2 separate regions of the Homo sapiens genome follow, and region 1 is linked to region 2. The links are chromatin loops, found by intact Hi-C in ENCODE. Cell type or tissue: Caco-2. All regions are shown on one strand. Each heading gives the region's core, and the rest is flanking DNA. Links, peaks and the distances in the headings are about the cores only. Region 1 overlaps FRMD6-AS2 (FRMD6 antisense RNA 2). Region 2 holds the start of LOC124903315 (a long non-coding RNA gene).

The links. A loop is a pair of places that touch in the nucleus more often than their neighbours do. Peaks named below come from ENCODE experiments on the same cell type or tissue, not always from the same donor. Only the 100,000 strongest peaks of a DNase experiment are listed, where the experiment ranks them.
Region 1: a loop joins it to region 2, with 3 times the contacts of the local background. A loop is called at or near these places in 11 of 110 quality-filtered maps.

Annotation. Positions count from the first base shown.
Region 1 is chr14:51,550,386-51,559,527 of GRCh38, reverse strand. The region is part of intron 2 of FRMD6-AS2 (FRMD6 antisense RNA 2); the gene reads left to right. It also overlaps a transcript of FRMD6 not described here. Among named protein-coding and RNA genes, the nearest start is that of FRMD6-AS2, 45 kb to the left of the region's middle. In Caco-2, for the core only: a CTCF peak has its summit at 4,382 (motif pointing left); no DNase peak of the experiment used is centred there.
Region 2 is chr14:51,279,549-51,288,690 of GRCh38, reverse strand. LOC124903315 (a long non-coding RNA gene) reads right to left here and starts at 1,260. Exons shown (of 2, transcript XR_007064164.1): 1 at 628-1,260. In Caco-2, for the core only: a CTCF peak has its summit at 5,126; no DNase peak of the experiment used is centred there.

The DNA.
Region 1 (9,142 bases), core at 699-8,698, 270 kb before region 2:
TGCCTGAGAATTTATCACAAGGAAGGCTTGCTTAAAAAAAAAAAAAAAAAAAAAAGTAACGTGGAATATACCATCACCACCGGAGGATTCTGATTGGATTGACCAAGGGTAGGACCAAAGAATCTGCTTGTTAACGTGCACTCTGAGTGTTTCTGATGCAGCTGGTCTAAGGACCACACTTTGAGAAACACTGAAAACAATGATGGTTGAAGTCTTGCAGAAGAAGGCAAAAATTATGACCTTTAAATAGGGAGATGGATGGAATAAATAACATTTTCCAATTGAATTTACATTTACAGATCTTATTTCTTTTCTGAGTGAGAGTTAGTATATTCTCTAGAATCAGAGAATAGGTACCAAATCAAATGAAGGCCTATTTGCCGGGGTATGTTGATATGCAACTTTCTCTCACCTAGCAACTTCATTTATCTAGGACAGTTAAACTAAGAAATGTGGCAACAAAATGTTTCAGTGTGGATAAAATGGACTGAAACCAATCCACACACTGTACTCATAAAGTAGCTCCTCAAGGCCTTGCTTAGAGCTTACTTTTTGTTTAGAAATGTCTAAAAGCAAAGCTATAGGGTTTCCTAACTCATAGCAGTTAAGTCATAAAATTTGGCAAAGAGTGGTACAATCAGGGAACAAGGGTGGGGCTGATGCTGGAGGTACAGACACCAGTGATAGCAAGAAATGACAGGTGGCATCCTGACAGTGAAGAATATGAAAAGCAGACAAAAAAACTCCTTTAGAGGAGGGCAAATTTTCTCAAATAGTTAAAACACCTAAGGGCTACTATGTTACCACATGTTATATAGTAACTGATATTCATAAGGGTGGTCTCTAAGTAAAAAGAAAAAAGATTAAATTATATTTAGTAGATTTTATTGGGAAAGGCATGTAATTATATAATTATACTATATTATGACATTTTTGGAGACTTCTCATTTAAAATGGCTAAAATTTTTAGCTCCTAAGAGAGTTGGCTTTTGTTTTCCATATTATATACTCAGTTATTCATTTGCTCATTTAGTTTTGTTTTTTGTTTTTTGTTTTTTTTTTGAGACAGTCTTGCTCTGCCGCCTGGGCTGGAGTGCAGTGGTGCAATCTCGGCTCACTGCAACCTCCACCTCCCAGGTTCAAGTGATTCTCCTGCCTCAGCCTCCTGAGTAGCTAGGATTACAGGCTTGCACCACCATGCCTGGCTAATTTTTGTATTTTTAGTAGAGACAGGGTTTCGCCATGTTGGCCAGGCTGGTCTCAAACTCCTGACCTCAGGTGATCTGCCACCTTAGCCTTCCAAAGTGCTAGGATTACAGGTGTGAGCCATCGTGCCCGGCCTCATTTAATTTTTAAAAAGGTATTTATTAAAAAATGAAAATTGTATATATTAATGGTTTACAACATTTTTTTAAGGAATTCAATAATTTATTGAGAATAAAAGACAACTATACAATTGTAAACAAATTATTAACAAAAAATCATCTTTGTATCTTTCGGTATCTTCATGAAAACTTCAAATAATAATCATACTTTCCTTACCAATTGTCTTTTTTTTTTAACTTTTATTTTAGTTCAGGGGTACACACATGCAGGTTTGTTATATAGGTAAGTTGTGTGTCACAGGGGTTTGGTGTACAAATTATTTTGTCACCTAGGTAGTAAGCCTAGTACCCAAAAGGTAGTTTTTCCAACCTCACCCTCCTCCCTCTCTCGACCTTCAAGTAGGTCCCGGTGTCTGTTGTTCCCTTCTTTGTGTCCCAACATGGTATTTTGATATACGAATACACTGGGGAATGGCTAAATCAAACTAATTAATATATCTATTACCTCACATATTTATTTTGTTTTGTGATGAGAACATTTAAAATCTATTCTCTTAGCAATTTTCAAGTATACAATACATTGTTACTAATTCTAGTAACCGTGTTGTACAGATGTCCTGAATTTATGTTTCCTGTCTAACTGAAATTGTGTATCATTTGAAGAACATTTTCCAACCCCTCTCCCTGGCTCCCCCTACCATCACCCTGCCCTAGCCTTGCCCTAGCCCCTGATAACCACTATCCCACTAGTTGAGTTTGACTGTTTTAGATTCTACAAAGAGGTGAGATCATGCTGTATTTGGCTTTCTGTGCCTGGCTTATACCACTTAGCATAATGTCTTCCAGGTTCATCCATGTCATTGAAAGTGACAGGATTTCCTTCTTCTCTTTAAAGGCTGAATAATATTCCTATGTATGTATGTATGTATGTGTGTATATATATATATATATATATATGTCACATTTTCTCATCCATTGATGGACACCTAGGTTGATTACATATCTTGGCTATTGTGGATAATGCTTCATTTGCTCATTTCCTTCCTTCCTTCTTTCCTTTCTTCCTTCTTCTTTTCCTCTTTTCAGACAGGGTCTCACTATGTTGCCCAGGCTAAACTCACATTCTAGGGCTCAAGCAATCCTCCCCGCTCAGCCTCAGAATAGCTGGGATTATAGGCACATACCACCATGCCCAGTTTATTACTTTCTTATAGCCTGCAAAGCATCGTGATAAGTGTCAGGAAAAAATAATATGGTTCCTCAAAAAGTAAAATTTGTGAGTCTGGAAAAGCAGGCATCTTGGGTTTAGAATAAAGGTCAGAGATTTAGATCTGGATTTGGAAGCCACTTGAATAAAGTTTTGGTTGAAGCTATGGATTATGGTGGAAGGGGTAGAGAAGGAGACAGGGGCAGCTCGGGAAAGAACTAGGTGGTGAGCTCACTCTTCAATGATGGATAAGGCTAATATTACTATATTGCAGATAGGATGTACATTAATCCTCCTAAAAACTAGAATGGACTACGAATTGGAAAGTTTAGACATAATAACGGACTAAATCTCCTTTGGAACAGAAACTTTGCCTAAGGCCAATACCCCTGTCGCCTCCCTCCCCACCACCAGGGACTCCATCTAAATGCATAATTAGATAAAAAGGAAGAGTTGCTGAGGAAGACAAACTTGACTGAGCCTCAGTCTTGTAAAGCAATTAAGTAAATGTCACCACAGAGCGGATTTTAGCACTTAAGGTTTGACTCTGATGATTAAGGCTCTCACCTACTCACAATGTGAAATTCTACAAAGTAAACTGGGGCTATGAAATGTTTTGACACTTGTTAAGAAGAAATACCTTCTAATTATTCAGTGATTGATATGAAAAATGAATACAGTGCATTCAAATATGTAATTTATAGTACATTAAAATACAGAAATCTGAGAGAACAAAAGTGTCTGATTTTACCATTGATGTCTGTGGGTAGAAAGGAAGCAGTAATCAAGATGGCACATTCTGACTATTCTGTGATTCCAGTCTAAGCCTTCAGTTAAGTCCTAGGAACAGCAGAGGTGTACCTTGTTTAACTAATTCACCAAAATGTGTTGATGCAAGGCCCTTTGGCAGTTGCATGGGAAACACAAAGGCCATCAATACTTAGCCCTAGTTTTGAAGGAGATTATGAGTAGCTGAGGTAGGTACAAATGACTACCTCAGAAGGCAAAAGGTGATTATAAAGTGCCTCTGCATATCTCTTGTTCCAACTTTTGAACAAATCATCCAAAGAATTTGGACCTTACATAGGAAGTAAGCAGTACCCAACATGTAATTAACAGCAACTTCAACAGTAGTATTTTTTTCTTTAACGTATCACTACTACTTATCAGATAACTTTTTTTTTTTTTTTTTTGAGTCAGAATTTTGCTCTTGTTGCCCAGGCTGGAGTGCAATGGCACAATCTCTGCTCACCGCAATCTCTGCCTCCCAAGTTCAAGCGATTCTCCTGCCTCAGCCTCCCGAGTAGCTGGGATTACAGACATATGCCACCATGCTCAGCTAATTTTGTGTTTTTAGTAGAGACAAATTTTCTCCATGTTGGTCAGGCTGGTCTCAAACTCCCAAACTCAGGTGATCTGCTCGACTCAGCCTCCCAAAGTGCCGGGATTACAGGCGTAAGCTACCAAGCCTGACCTATGGGGTGCCTTTTTAACCAGGAGCAGACTACATCAGTATGTAATTAAAGCTACAACCTTATAAGTGCTTCCAATTAATTGTCTCCAAAAGCAATTTCTACATAGCCCAATTGTGAAAATCAAAGGTACCTGGCTGAAATATTTCCTGGGACACAGTAGGCAAATTTGTTTTAAATTTGGTACAGACAAACTGAGTTGTATATTTACAATGTGAACTAACTGCTATCACTTGAAACTTAAATTTATCACATTATTTAGACAGACATAATTAGTAGAACTCTTCTTTGGAGGTTGAATGCTCCCGGTGATAGTCATGTATGCATCTAGAAAGCCCAGGAAGTAGACTTCTGCCAGATGACAGCCATCTGGTGGCCCTTTGGTAAAATGATGCCTGTTTTTACATCACTGCCCTTTTAACCAAGAAAGCTACTTGAGACATCTTGAATTGGAGGAAGGGTCCACAATGCATCGAGTAAGTATTTCCTAGTGCAGGCCAGGATGGCTCTTTTAAAAACCAACTTTATGTCTCAGAACAGTTTAGATTTACAGAAAAATTGTGAAAATAGCACAGAGTTCCCATGTACCATGTGCCCAGGTTCTCCTATTATTAACATCTTACATTTTGCGGTATACTTATTAGCACTAAAGAAACAAAATTGATGCAGTGTCAATAACTACAGTCCATACTTTTGTTCCCATTTCTTTAGTTCTCACCTAAGGTCCTCTTTCTGTCTCGGATTCCATTTTGGATGCGAATGGAAATTGGATGTGTCCTTAGACTCCTCGTGGCCGTGGCAGTTTATCAGGCTTTCCTTGCTTTCAGTGACCTGAACAGTCAATTTCGGGAGTACCAGTCGGATATTTTGTAGAATGTCCCTTTATTGGGATTTGTCTGATGTTTTTCTCATGACTAGACTGTGGTCATGGATTCTGGGGAGAAAGTCACAGATTCCACAGATGCCATTTTCATCACATCATATCAAGGATAACATAGCATCAACATGACTTGTCACTGTGCTGGTGATCTTGAGCACCCGGTTGAGGTACTGTTTGTAAGGTTTCCCCACTGTAAAGTTACTCTTTTGCTTCTTCCCAGACTATACTCTTTGGAAGGAAGTTACTATACACAGCCTCAATTAAGGAATTGGGAGTTACATTCCATCTCCTTGAGGCCAGAGTATCTCCACAAAATATGGAATTTTTCTGCTTGGGAGATTTGTCTCTTTTATACTATTTATTTATTCAATCATTTATTTATAACATGGACTCATGGATATTTATTTTGTATTTTGAGATATAATCCAAATGCTTATTTATTTATTTTATTTGTCAAATTGTTCCAGCTTTGGCCATTGGGAGCTCTTTCAGTTGGCTCCTGTGTTCCTTTGAATATAGTCTCATCATTGTAAGTTTTGGCCTTTGTTTTGTTTTAGAACTTGCTTATTTTCTGGCTCTACAGGGTGCCCTAGGTTCATCTTGTATATTTTTTTGCTCCAGCCCTAGAATCATTCGTGTCTCCAAGAATCCCTGGTTCTTTTTATTGGATAATGGCCTTGGAAATCAACACCTGGGCACCAAGTATGCTTGCTGCTAATAAGATATTAGGGTGCTATTTTGATGTTCAAGTACAAGTTTGTTCTCATCTTCCTAGAGATTTTCACAGACCCATTTCTCTTTTCCTACTAAATTCACAGCCTGCCCCTCATCCGCTCGGTAAACTCCACCGTCTTCTCTTAGCTATTCATTATCTGCAACTCCTTCAGGACCAAAGCAGCGTTAGAAAAAGCCACCAGAAAAATGAACTCCTTCAGGAACTTGTGTCTCTTAGAACTGATCAGTAGGTATCCCTAGAGAAAATCTGATCCCTTTCCTACCTCTAGGCAGGTGTTTCAGTTCTGATGCACCTTTTAGCTCCTTTTAGCTGCACAATCAGGTATCTACCCTTTAAGAAAGAGGACCCTTTCTTAATAACCAGAAACTCAGCTCAAAATAAATAATAAGGAAATAAAACAATAAGCAAGTATTCTTATAAATGCTCAATAATAAATATGACTAACTACCCATTTCCCTCATAAAGCATTTTAAATGTAAAAGAAAATGTTCTGAATTTCTTTCCTCTGTTGATCAGGCAGCACAGAATCTGCTGCTTGTGTTTTGATGTACTCTGATCTGGGAACCTGTCTGATTAAAGCTATGTTCCCATCCTGCAGAGTTAAGGGCATTCATTGGAAATAATGTATTTTAATGACCAATGAGCAGATGCTATTATCCTGAAATCACATTTCCCATCACTTGGCTGGGATTTGTCTCTTTTTGACATTTGCGTCCTTTTTAAGATTCAGTAGAGACTTTTAACTCCAACAGAGCTCCAAGAGGAGGTAAATGTGAGGGTTTTAATAATTCAACCTTGGAGATCTCTCTAGAAATCAGGACTTATTCACAATGTATTAAGATCTCTTTCTGATCTGCTTGCCAATTCACTGTGCCAGGTCACAGGTATTGGCAGTCTCCCCTATTTGAACTGACATTACCTACTGGAATCACCTGGCAGACTGCCAGCTTGGGACTTCTTGCATCCACTTACGACTTCCTGCAGGAGCCACTGAGAACCTAGATCTGGCTCATGAGAGCAACGTGTCGCACCCTTGAGGAAGGCAGACCCAGCCAGTCTTCTGAAGCAGTCTTCCACCTGGCATTTGAGTAACTGGGGTCTTTTAGGCAATTTAAACAGTTCCTCAGCTTAACCCAGAGGCTCATTGTTCTCAGGTGGATTTTGTTTTGCTTGCATAGTTTCATATTTTAAATTAAATGAGCTGCCATTATTTCAGAATCAAGAATTTCACATAATTTTTCAAGTTTTTTACTTCTCCTGAAGAAAGAAAACAAGCTGGTGCCATTGGACCCCACCTTGCCACATGAAAGTTCAGTAGTGGCTGCCTTTTGGAAACTAGCACTGGGTGAACGCTGACTCTCCGTCATGCATCGCACTCCAGTTTTGCAGAGTGACTGCAGTGGGTTCCCATCTGCGCCACTTAACCTGTGAAATCATTGCCAGCCCCTAGGGGCATCAGGGTTTGTGCCTACTGGCAGGGAATTCAAAGGCTACTCGTCCCTCTTGTAACTGTTTGTCCAATCCCTAAAAACATTGCACTTAAAGCCCTCAAATTTTAAAGGAAAGATAGTTTTCAGATTTGCAGGCTTAAATTAGTCCAAATAGGATTCAACGCTAAATCACTGTGCGGTTCTAAAATGAAAAGTTATGACAGACAGGTTCACCAACAGATGTTAGTAAAGATCTATCTTAATCTCCCTTTAAATGAGGCTTTTTTTCCATGTGAACTTTTCATAACAATTTATCAACAGATTTACCCCATTTAAAAGAAAATCCAACATTGAAAGCTCAAAATTTACACAAAAATTACATTAGGATATGTTTTCTCATTTATTCTCAAAATATTTATTCATTGTACACTACTATAGGCTAGGCAATGTTCTAGGCATTGATTTGTTTAAACAATAATTTATATTCAGTAGCACAAGGGATAATCAGGTGGAAAAAATATAAGCCATAAAACTCTAAGAACATTAAGACTGTGTGTGTGTTTCTGAAAACATGGAATAGTTAGAGGCCAATGGATCAAATACATACCTATATACTAAAAATATTTTAACATATACTTATATAATAGATGTTAATGCATTTTATATTATATGCATTTATTTGTATATTTGTATAAAATGTATTACATATATTATATATTCATTTATATAAAGTTTTTTTTTCTAAAGAGGTCTCATTTTGTCACCCAGGCTGGAGTGCAGTGGCCTGATCTCTGCTCACTGCAGCCTTGACCTCCTGGGCTCAAGCCATCCTTCCACCTCAGCCCCCCAAGTAGCTGGGACTACAAGCACAAACCATCAGGCCTGGATAAATTTTTCGTATTTTTTGTAAAGACAGGGTTTCACTGTGTTGCTCAGGCTGGTCTTGAACTCCTGAGCTCAAGCAATCTGACCACCTTGGTCTCCCGAAGTGCTAAGATTACAGGCCTGAGCCACTGTGCTGGGTCATATATAAAAATTAAAAGGCTATCCACCAAGGTGACAAATAATTGTTCTCTGTGTATAATAGGATTACAACTGAACTTTTTCTTCCTTTTTACTATCTATATTTAAGTCAATTTTTCTTCTACGATGAACCTATATACTTTATTTTTAAAGAAATAATTTATAAAATTTGTATTTGTGTCAAAAATGCCAAAAGTACTGGAATTTGAAGAGGAAGTGCCCCAAGAATAAACCTTCTGGATTCCGGTGTTTTCAAGTCAGTTTCCAGTGGCAAATAGCACAAGTTTTTTTACTTAGTAGTGGGAGATCCTGGATCTTGAAACATGTGCTGGGTAAATGGAGGATCTAGTGGGTGGTCAGGGATGGACAGAAACTACTGGATGGAAGAAAGTCCACTTGGCAGATAGACCATGATTTCTGACCATGGCATCAAGGGACAAGTGAAGGTCATCCAATAGAACACTTTAAGAAGATCCAACACAGAGAAACAGGGAGTGCCAAACAGTGTGGGTGGTACCCGGGACCAGCAAACGGGGAGGGAATCAAAAGCATTCATTATGCACGTTTTATGTGACAAGTGCTAAAGTATGTGATATTTTTATGCATCATAATGAGGAAACAGGCTCAGAGAGGCAAGGGAAACTAGCAAATGGTGAATGCTGACTCCCTGTCACGCACTGTACAATGTATTTCACAGACATGATGAAAATTGCCAAGATCACACAAGTAGTGAGTAGGAGAGTTACAGTTCAAATCAAGGTTTTCTGATTTCATGGCCAATGCTTCTTCCACTCACTATCCCGCCCTTCCTCTGCCTCTGCACCATGAAACATCATCTCAGGAATCCATTCAAGCTATAAGCATGGCGGGGGGGTCTCCTCCCAAGCTGCCCTCTGATGAGGCTGGCACTGGCAAGGCCTCTCAAGGAGAAGAGCTTCCTGAGGACCCCACAGACACACAGGCACAAATGCCATCTTCATCTAGTGTCAGAGAAGCAGACACAGCCCAATATTTATACAATTTTTGGCTGGCTCTAATTTCCAACAATTCATTGAATGCAATAAAATGA
Region 2 (9,142 bases), core at 771-8,770:
AAATGAGCTGAAGAAGGCTCCTGAAGACAGCAATGCCTACCCAGCAATGCCAAACTCAATGTAAGGTTGCCCTTTACAGAAATATGGTATGGGAGTACCGAAAGCAACAAGAGGAAATAAAACTGTCTATAGGATCCTGATGGGGGTCTCATTTTACAATAAAAAGAGCTTTATGCAATGGACTCGAGTTATAATGAAGCTTAAAGGGAGAAAGAGAGTGGTCTCAATGCCACTGTGGCCAAATAAGATTCCTAAATTGCTTTCCAAAGATCAATTTCTTATTTTGTAAGCAAAAAATAACACTAGCCTTCAAATGCCAACTTTTCAAGACCCCAACTTCTACTGTGAAATATTCCCAAAGACATGGGAAGAAACATCTATTGATTCAAACATAAAAGGTGTTTGGCTCATCAGCCCTGTGCTAATGGTTCAAGAAATTTAAAACAACATAATTAACTCCCTGAATTTATGGAACTAAGCAGAGCCCATCCTCTTTATGTCAGACCAGTGGCCCTCATCCTGGCCCCAGATGCATCTTCAGAACTTTTAAAAGTACAGATTCCTGAAAACAACCTTTGGAGTTTATGACTTAGGTCTAATGTTGAGAACCCTCTGCTAGGCACTCACCTTGGTATTTTTATGCACTCCAAGCATTCCAACATAGCCCTTGGAGCACCTGCCATTTTCTGGCATAAAAGTTCTGTGGTATTCTTTCTGTACTCTCCCCAACTCTATGGCCCGAAGATTTTAAAGATATGCAAAGCATCTTCCATTCCCAGCTGAGACTGGACACACCTGAAATAGGTAAAAGTGACAGAAAGACTGGATGGTATGGAACACTCTTCCAAGTTTCCAGGAAAAGGGCTCAATCTGAAACATAATTATTTCATTTCTTCCTTTCTACTTCCTAAGCATTGATGGTTCAGTTAACAAATGGTACCTGAGAAGCAGTGTTAGCACCTTGATGCAATGAAAGTACAAGGAAATGAGACGACCTCCTGACCTGCTTTTGACACCCCCACATATGCCTGCCTCGAGATCTTGGCTTCTCAAGGGCATGAAAAATCAGCTCCCCATTCATTTCTTTTAAAAAAAGTTTATTTCCTGCTTCCTATGTACAAGCCCTGTTCTAGGCACTGGGGACACAGTAGTGAGTGAAACACAAAAGTTTCCTTCTATTGTTGGCTTACAGTCCAGTTAAAAGAGACAAGTAAAAAACAACAACAAAAAATAGTGTCAAATTATGATTTCAATGCAAGAAATTAAAAATATGTTGTTAAAAAGAGTGAAGGGGCCAGGCGTGGTGGCTCATACCTGTAATCCCAGCACTTTGGGAGGCCAAGGTGGGCAGGTCACAAGGTCAGGATTTTGAGACCAGCCTGGCCAATATGGTGAAACCTCATCTTTACTAAAAATACAAAAAAAAATTAGCCAGGCATGGTGGCATGCACCTGTAGTCCCAGCTACTCGGGAGGCTGAGGCAGGATAATCACTTGAACCTGGAAGGCGGAGGTTGCAGCAAGCCAAGATCACGCCACTGCACTCCAGTCTGGGGGACAGAGGAAGACTCCATCTCGAAAAAAAAAAAAAAGGGTGAAGGCCAGAGTCACAGAAAGACAAACACTGCGTAATTCCACTATTTATATAAGGTATCTACAATAGTCAGACACATAGAAGCAGAGAGTAGAATGCTGGTTCCCAGGAGCTGCAGGGAGGGAAGGATGGGATAGGGAGTGTCTATTCAACAGGTATAAAGTTTCAGTTACGTGAGATAAGAAAGTTCTGGAGATCTGTGGTACAGTATTATGCCTATTATAAACAATGCTATATTGCACTGTTAAAAACTTGGCAAGAGGGTAGGTTTCACATTAAGTATTCCTACCACAATGAAAAAGATGTTAAATAAAATAAATAAATAAGTGAAGAGCATAAAGCAGGACATGGGAGTGGGCAGGGAGATGAGGAGGAGTCGGGGGGCCCTTTCTTCCCTCCCTTTACTCCTGCCTCAGAAGGTAACATCTGAGCTGAGCTCAAGGAAAAGAATGAACCAGCATGCAGAGAGCCTACAGAACGAGCAATGTGACAGCTGAGGCCTAATAGGAAGCAGAAGACACTCACAAGGGACGATGTGCAAAAGCGCAGGTAGAGCTTAATGAAACTAGCTACCCAGGGCTACCAAAAGTGGGGGGAACCATGAGCACCCCTGGCCTGCAGGGACAAAGGGAGGAGTGGCTACCAAAAGATGGAGAAGACCCCTGATAGGAGCTGTGGCCTTTGGTAAAGGGATGCAACCATCCTCAGGTAACTAGCCAGCAAGGAAGGAGCAGGGGTGGGGTGGTAAATACCCTGAATAAATATCTCCTCCTCATTCTCTCTGATCTCCTGCTAGTGCTTCCCATTGGCCAATTCCAACAGGAAGTCAGGAAGCAAGAGTGTTCATCGATGCAATTCACACCATCAGCCTACTGGCACACAGAACAAGATGAGAAAGACTGAAGATTAGGTCTAGAAGGGCAAATGGAAGGCATCAGCATAAACACCAAGTGCAAAAGCTTGCAATGGGAAATAGCACAGCCTGTTCAAGGAGTAGAGGGGCCACTGTGCTGGAGCTTCTTAGACAAGGTATAGGATGTGACAGACAGAAGACAGGACCCTGATCATGTGGGGCCTTTTATGCCATAGTGAGGTGCTGGTATTTAATTCTGTGCCCAACAGGAAGTTTTTTAGAAGGTTGGGATAGGACATAGAACCAGATCTCACTTTTAAAGACCACTTTGCCTGCTGTGTGTGTACTACAGTAGTGGTAAGGGTGGGGGCAGGAAGCAACCAGTGCAGCACTCACCCCAGAACTCACATGTGCAGAGAAATTACACTTCTGCTTCGCCTAGATCTGATCTATTCTTGCTTGCTAGCTCCTATGCACTATAGAAAAACAAAAAAGCAGGGGATAACATTTAGATCAATACAATAATTTAAATCTTTCTTTTAGGTAAAACTCGGCCACTTTGGTTAAACATACTTAGTCTCTAGATTTCAGCAACATCCCTGGCCCCCAGGACAGTGCTGGGCAAAGAAGTGTACATGACCTTGCAGATTGGGGGTAAAAGTCCTCAAAACCATGCAGGGTCTTTTGGCTCCCCAGCAATGTGCCTTATTCCCCTTGTGATTAGCCCTCAATGGTGTCATTAGGGGCTATGGCTGAGGCTGCAGCTGGCAGGCATCTTGGTCTATGCTCCCTCTCAGCTCAGTTGGACCCAGTGACTCCCTGTATGACAGCCTCATTCATTTCAGCTCTCACGGGCATTACAAACCCCTTTAAGTCTCTGTAAATCCCCTATCTCAACAGGCCTGTGTAGGCCTTGTCAGCTCTCAAGTCTGCATTCATGTCTTGGGAGAACAGAGGAAGTACTGGGGATGCAAATTAGACCATCACTCTCTCTGACCACATCTCTGAATTGATTTCATGTGGTCACCCTCCAGGTTTGCCAAGAAGGTCCCTCAAGGAGCTTCCAGGTGATCTCTTCCCAGTGTTCCAGGCTGGAAGCAAGGAAGGAACCTCTCTGCCCCATTTCCCTTTAGGAATTTAACAGACTTCCCACTCTCCAGGGTTGAGACCAGAAGGAAGATCAGAGTGCTGAACTCACCATCTACCTCTTCTGACCCCCTTCTGTCTTCCTCCTCCAAAAATCTATTCAGGCTGGAGTGCAGCCTTCATTATCATAGTCATCATCTTCTGAACTGCAGCCTCAATGAGTGCAGAGCATTAATGGTGAATAGAATAAACATTCTATTAATATATGTTATCATAGAAATTTACAGTCTAATTTTCCAGGCCTACTCCTTGCTACGAAAATAAAAAATAAAAACATTTAAAAATCTTTTCTCTCCCTACACGGACTAGTTTTTAAGCCTACTGTCTTTCTGCAGAACCCCGTTTTTGAATGTCACAAGCCAAATCTTAACTCTTCCTTTTAGTTTGCATTCATTTATCTCATCTCAGAGGCAGATATATTCAGGAAAAAGAGAAAAGCACATGAAATTGTTCCAAACCATGGCCATCATTACATCTGCTAAGAACCTATCCTAATGTTCTGGGTGAGAAATAACCATAGCTTGATACCTGTTGGAAGTGGAGTAGAGAGTAGGAGAGATAAGTAAAAGGAGGCAGGATGAGGAAATATTTTGGAGGTAGAATCAGCAGAATTGGCTGATGGATTAGATGGTAGGGGTGAAGAAAGCTGAGGAACCAAAAATGACTCATAAGTCAGTAATAGACAGTTGGTTGTCCATTTTTACAGAAATGGGGAATCCTGGGCAAGAAACTGGTGTGCAGTGGGAAAAGTCAGGGATTCTGTTTTGAACTTATTAAATTTGAAATTCCAATGAGATATTCAAGTAATATGAAACAGGCCACTCTGATGAGAGGTCAGAGATGAGGATAAAAATTTGGGAATCAGCAGCATACAGATGGTACGTCAAGCCCACTGTAGAGTATGAAGAAAGGTTTCTTCTGTGCATGGAAGGCACCGGGGCTGAAATCCTCCATAGGCCAGCCCATGTCAGGCCAAAGAAGAAAAAACCCAACCACTCCCAAACCTCCTCAAGCCAAGCTCTCAGATTCAGCATAACATTTAAGATCCAGAATCAGGCGCCACAAACCCATCTTGAATTTACCAATAACCACAAGAGAGAGAAAATGTATACGTTGAAATTAGGTCATCATTATTGTACAGGATTTTGTTTCAGAGAAAGTTGTTAAGTGTTTATTTGGGACCAGTCGTCACGGAGAAAGCTTCCTGTGAAGCAGGAGACCAATGAGAAACAGCATTTTCTAATAGCTTGGACTTTTCTATCAACGAAGGATCTTGTGATACATCAACTTTTCAGCCCAGAAGCCACCTGGAGGGTTGGTTCTCTAACTAGTCAAATTAAACTATGGTTTAGTCTTTGGCCATGTTCTCTAACATTTTTGTTGCTGGTAGGAATCGGGAGAAAAGAATTTACAGGTCTCTCTACCTTAATGGAGGAAAAGGACCACAGTGGGGAGCTTGAGGAGTGAAATAAATAATACTATTTCCAAGGAAATAGCCCCACCTACTGAAACAAATTTCCATCTGGGTTGGGGAGGTAAGGGAGGTAAGATTGGAGTTTTTTCAGGAACTATGACTACTTAACAACTATAACCTTCTTGCTCCCTCTAGAGGGCAAAGGTATGAATAACGTGACTGTAAAGAAAAAAACCGTAATAGAAGCCATGGCTTCATTTTTACCTGCACCTTTCTTCATCACTTTGAAATAAGTATTTTAAGAGAGAGACAAAATAAAGGAAATGAATTAAAATTCCTCTGGCACTTTCCACATACTCTGACATTTGAAGCCCAAGAAATGGGGGTGCTTTGCAAGCAAAGTCAGCTCTATGGCACTAATCAAATACTTAAGACTGGCCTTATAAGATGGAGAAATGGTACAATATTGCATTGCTTTTATTAATCTATTTCTCTAAAGAGCTAATTATTTATTCTGAAAACAGGAGGATTCTGTAAGATGGTGTTCCTTCACATGTAAATTCATTTTAGAAGAATAATGGCTGGACTTTGTTTGAGGTTTTCTGAATTTTAATGAGGACATCATTCTTGCCAGGCAACTTTGTACTCTGGATATAGGTGCACATGAAAGTTAAATTACCTTATTATTCTAATGAATCTACTCTGACAATAGCCTGGTATAACAATTTGTCTACCTAGATCCAGCAGCTGAATGAAGGAAACAAGTCCAGGAGTCAAAGACAATAAACATGAATAAAGCCAGTTCTCATAAGACTGTTCTCCAAGGTTTCAGTACAATGGTTCCAAAGTAGAACTGAGACTAATTTTAAAAAGCTTCATTTCAGCCTAATGATTTTACAATAGAACAGACACTGATAACATTTAGACAGAAGGAGTAATATCTCAGAGCTGTGGGTTCAATTTGGGTAACAGTGTTTTATAAACACAGAGCCAGACGGTAAATTGCTTTAGCTTTCAAGATTATTGCTGCAATAATTAACTATTCTTTCAGAACAAACATTTGTCACCACAGGCAATGAACAGATAGCAAAAGACAAATCACACCATGACAAAGTAAAAATAGCAAAAAGGGAACTTTACAGGTGATTCCGTCCAATTTAGCATGTGATGAAAGTGGCATCTCAAGCCACTGGGGCAAAGATGTACTTTTTAATAAATGGTGTCAGGACAACTGGGTAGCCAGTTGGAAAAAAATGAAATAAAATTAGATCTGCATTTCATGCCGTACAAAAGAATAAACTCCAAATGTACCAGAGACCCAAGTACAAAAAATAAAATTATACAATTACTGGAAGAAACCATGAGTAAATTACTCTCTGATCTCAGTGTAGAGACTGACTTAAAATAGAGGCAAAAAAAGATAATTTGACCACATAAAAATGAAATATAACACATGGTAAAACAGCAACACCATCATTACCATAAACAAAGTCAAAAGACAACTGACAAACTAGGAGAAAATATTTGCAACAGACATTCCCCTAATATGTAAAGAGCTTTTGAATATCAAGGGAGAAAGGACCAAAAACCCGATATCAACAGACAAGTGAACCAAAAATATATAAAATGAAATACACAAAATGGCCCTTAAATATATGAAAAAAAATGTTATAGTTACAAAAATGCAGCCAGGCATGGTAGCTCACACCTGTAATCACAGTCTTTTGGGAGGCTGAGGGAGGAGGATTGCACGAGCCCAGGAGTTTGAGACCAGCCTGGGCAACGTAGCAAGACCCTACGTTTACAGAAAAAATTTTAAAAATTAGCAGAGTGTGGTGGTGCACATCTGTAGTCCCCGCTATTTGGGAGGCTGAGATAGGGGATCACGTGAGTCCAGGAGTTCAAAGCTGCATCATGCCACTGCACTCCAGCCTGGGCAACAGAATAACACTCTGTCACAAAAATTAAAAAAAAAAAAAGAAAAATGGACATTAAAACAACACTGAGATACCATTTCTTCTTTATCAGATTGGCAAAAATTAAAAAGTATGACAATATATTCTGTTATCAAGGCTGTGGGAGAATATTCTTGAACACTGCTGGTGAGAATGAAGATTGGTAGAGCCCTCCTGGAAGGAAATTTAACAACCCTTAGTAAAAATTATGGATGCATTTAGCTTTCGTCCTGGCAATTCTACTTCTACGAATCTACTCTGAAGTTAAACCTCCAACAATACAAAATTAATATGCACAAGGTTATCCACTACAGCATTGTAATTACGAAATATTGGAAGCGACCTAGATGCTCAATGTTCATATGTAAGAGTGGTTGAATAAACTACAATGTATCCAACACAATGGGATACTATACAGCTATAAAGAAGAATGAAGATCTCTATGAACTTATATTGAGTGATTTCCAGGACACATTAAATTTAAAATGCAAAATGTGAAAGAGTATCTATAGTATGCTACCTTTCATGAAAAACAGAAAGGAATGTAAATATATATATATTTTTCTTTCATATGTATATTCATTTGTACAAAAGAATAAACTGGCCAGGTGTGGAGGCTCACGCCTGTAATCCCAGCACTTTGGGAGGCCGAGGCAGGCGGATCATGAGGTCAGGAGTTCGAGACCAGCCTGGCCAACAAAGTGAAACCCCATCTCTACTAAAAATGTTTTGTGTTTTAAAAATACAAAAAATTAGCCAGGCATGGTGGCAGGTGCCTGTAATCCCAGCTATTTGGGAGGCTGAGGCAGGAGAATCACTTGAACCTGGGAGGCAGACGTTTCAGTGAGCCAAGATCATGCCATTCCACTTCAGCCTGGGCAACAACAGTGAGACTCCATCTCAAAAAAAAGAAAAAAGAAAAAAAAAGAATAAATCATAAATTAATGAGACTGGTTAAGAGTAAGTGGGAACAGGGCAGAAGGGAATGGGAAAAAGAAACAGAGTAATAGTCATAAAGGAGGAGTAAAACCTTTCTAAGTATACCTTTTAAAATAATTCTGACTCTTAAAATCATACAATGTTTTACATACCCCCAAAATAAATAAACCAGGATGTGAGGAGGACAACCCAAAATAGAATAAACAGTAACCAGTGAACGTAATTGTACCGCAGACGAATAACATGACAAATGAAGAGGGTGAGATAGAAAGAGCTATCGTAAGTATTTTGACTATTACAAAAAGAAAAACCAAAAGAACTATATATGTGTGTATACATGGGTTAATACACATACATACATTTCCAATGTCTTCTGAGAAGCAGTAAGCACATCTAGCTCTATGATCTTGGTTTCTAAATACCAGTCTATAATATAAGGAACCAACGCTCCTTGGAGAAACAGTTGATTTCAGGCTTAGAACATAAAATATAGATGAGCCTGGAACAGCTTCTGATGCCAAAAAGGAGTGCTCAAAAAATGACAGGGGTAGCTAAAAAAGGATATAGGAGCTAACTAGAGGGACCTCTTAATGGCTTAGGTGGAAACATTTTGAGCAATAATATATATAATGATAGTAATAGATTATGCCCGTAAGTCCAAATTGATAAAAAATAAATTAGCGTTTCAAATTAATAAATTTGAAAGTGGAATTCAAAGTGGAAGAAATGATGGAAATAAATAATCACTACTAAGCAAATATCATAGCTAATAACTGTTGCAGGGAACCATCAATGGATGCTAAAATTAGTGGACAAAAGTATGAGAAACAGGATATTTCCATAGTGTCAAAGTATCTCCCTAAAAGGTACTTATTAATTACAAAGGGAAAAATAGTCACCTTATAGTGCAGAAACCTGACAAACACTATCTAAGTAAAGTGAGCAAAGTAAACATCACCTAGGCTAGGCACAGTGGCTCACGCCTGTAATCCCAGCACTTTGGGAGGCTGAGGTGGGCAGATCATTTGAGATCAGGAGTTCGAGACCAGCCTGGCCAACATGGTGAAACCCCGTCTCTATGAAAAATAAAAAAAAATTAGCTGGGTATGGTGGCACACATCTGTAATTCTGGTGGCTGAGGCAAGAGAATTGCTTGAACCCAGGAGGTGGAGGTTGCAGTGAGCCGAGATCCTGCCACTGCACTCCAGCCTGGGTAAGAGTGAGACTCTGTCTCAAAAAAAA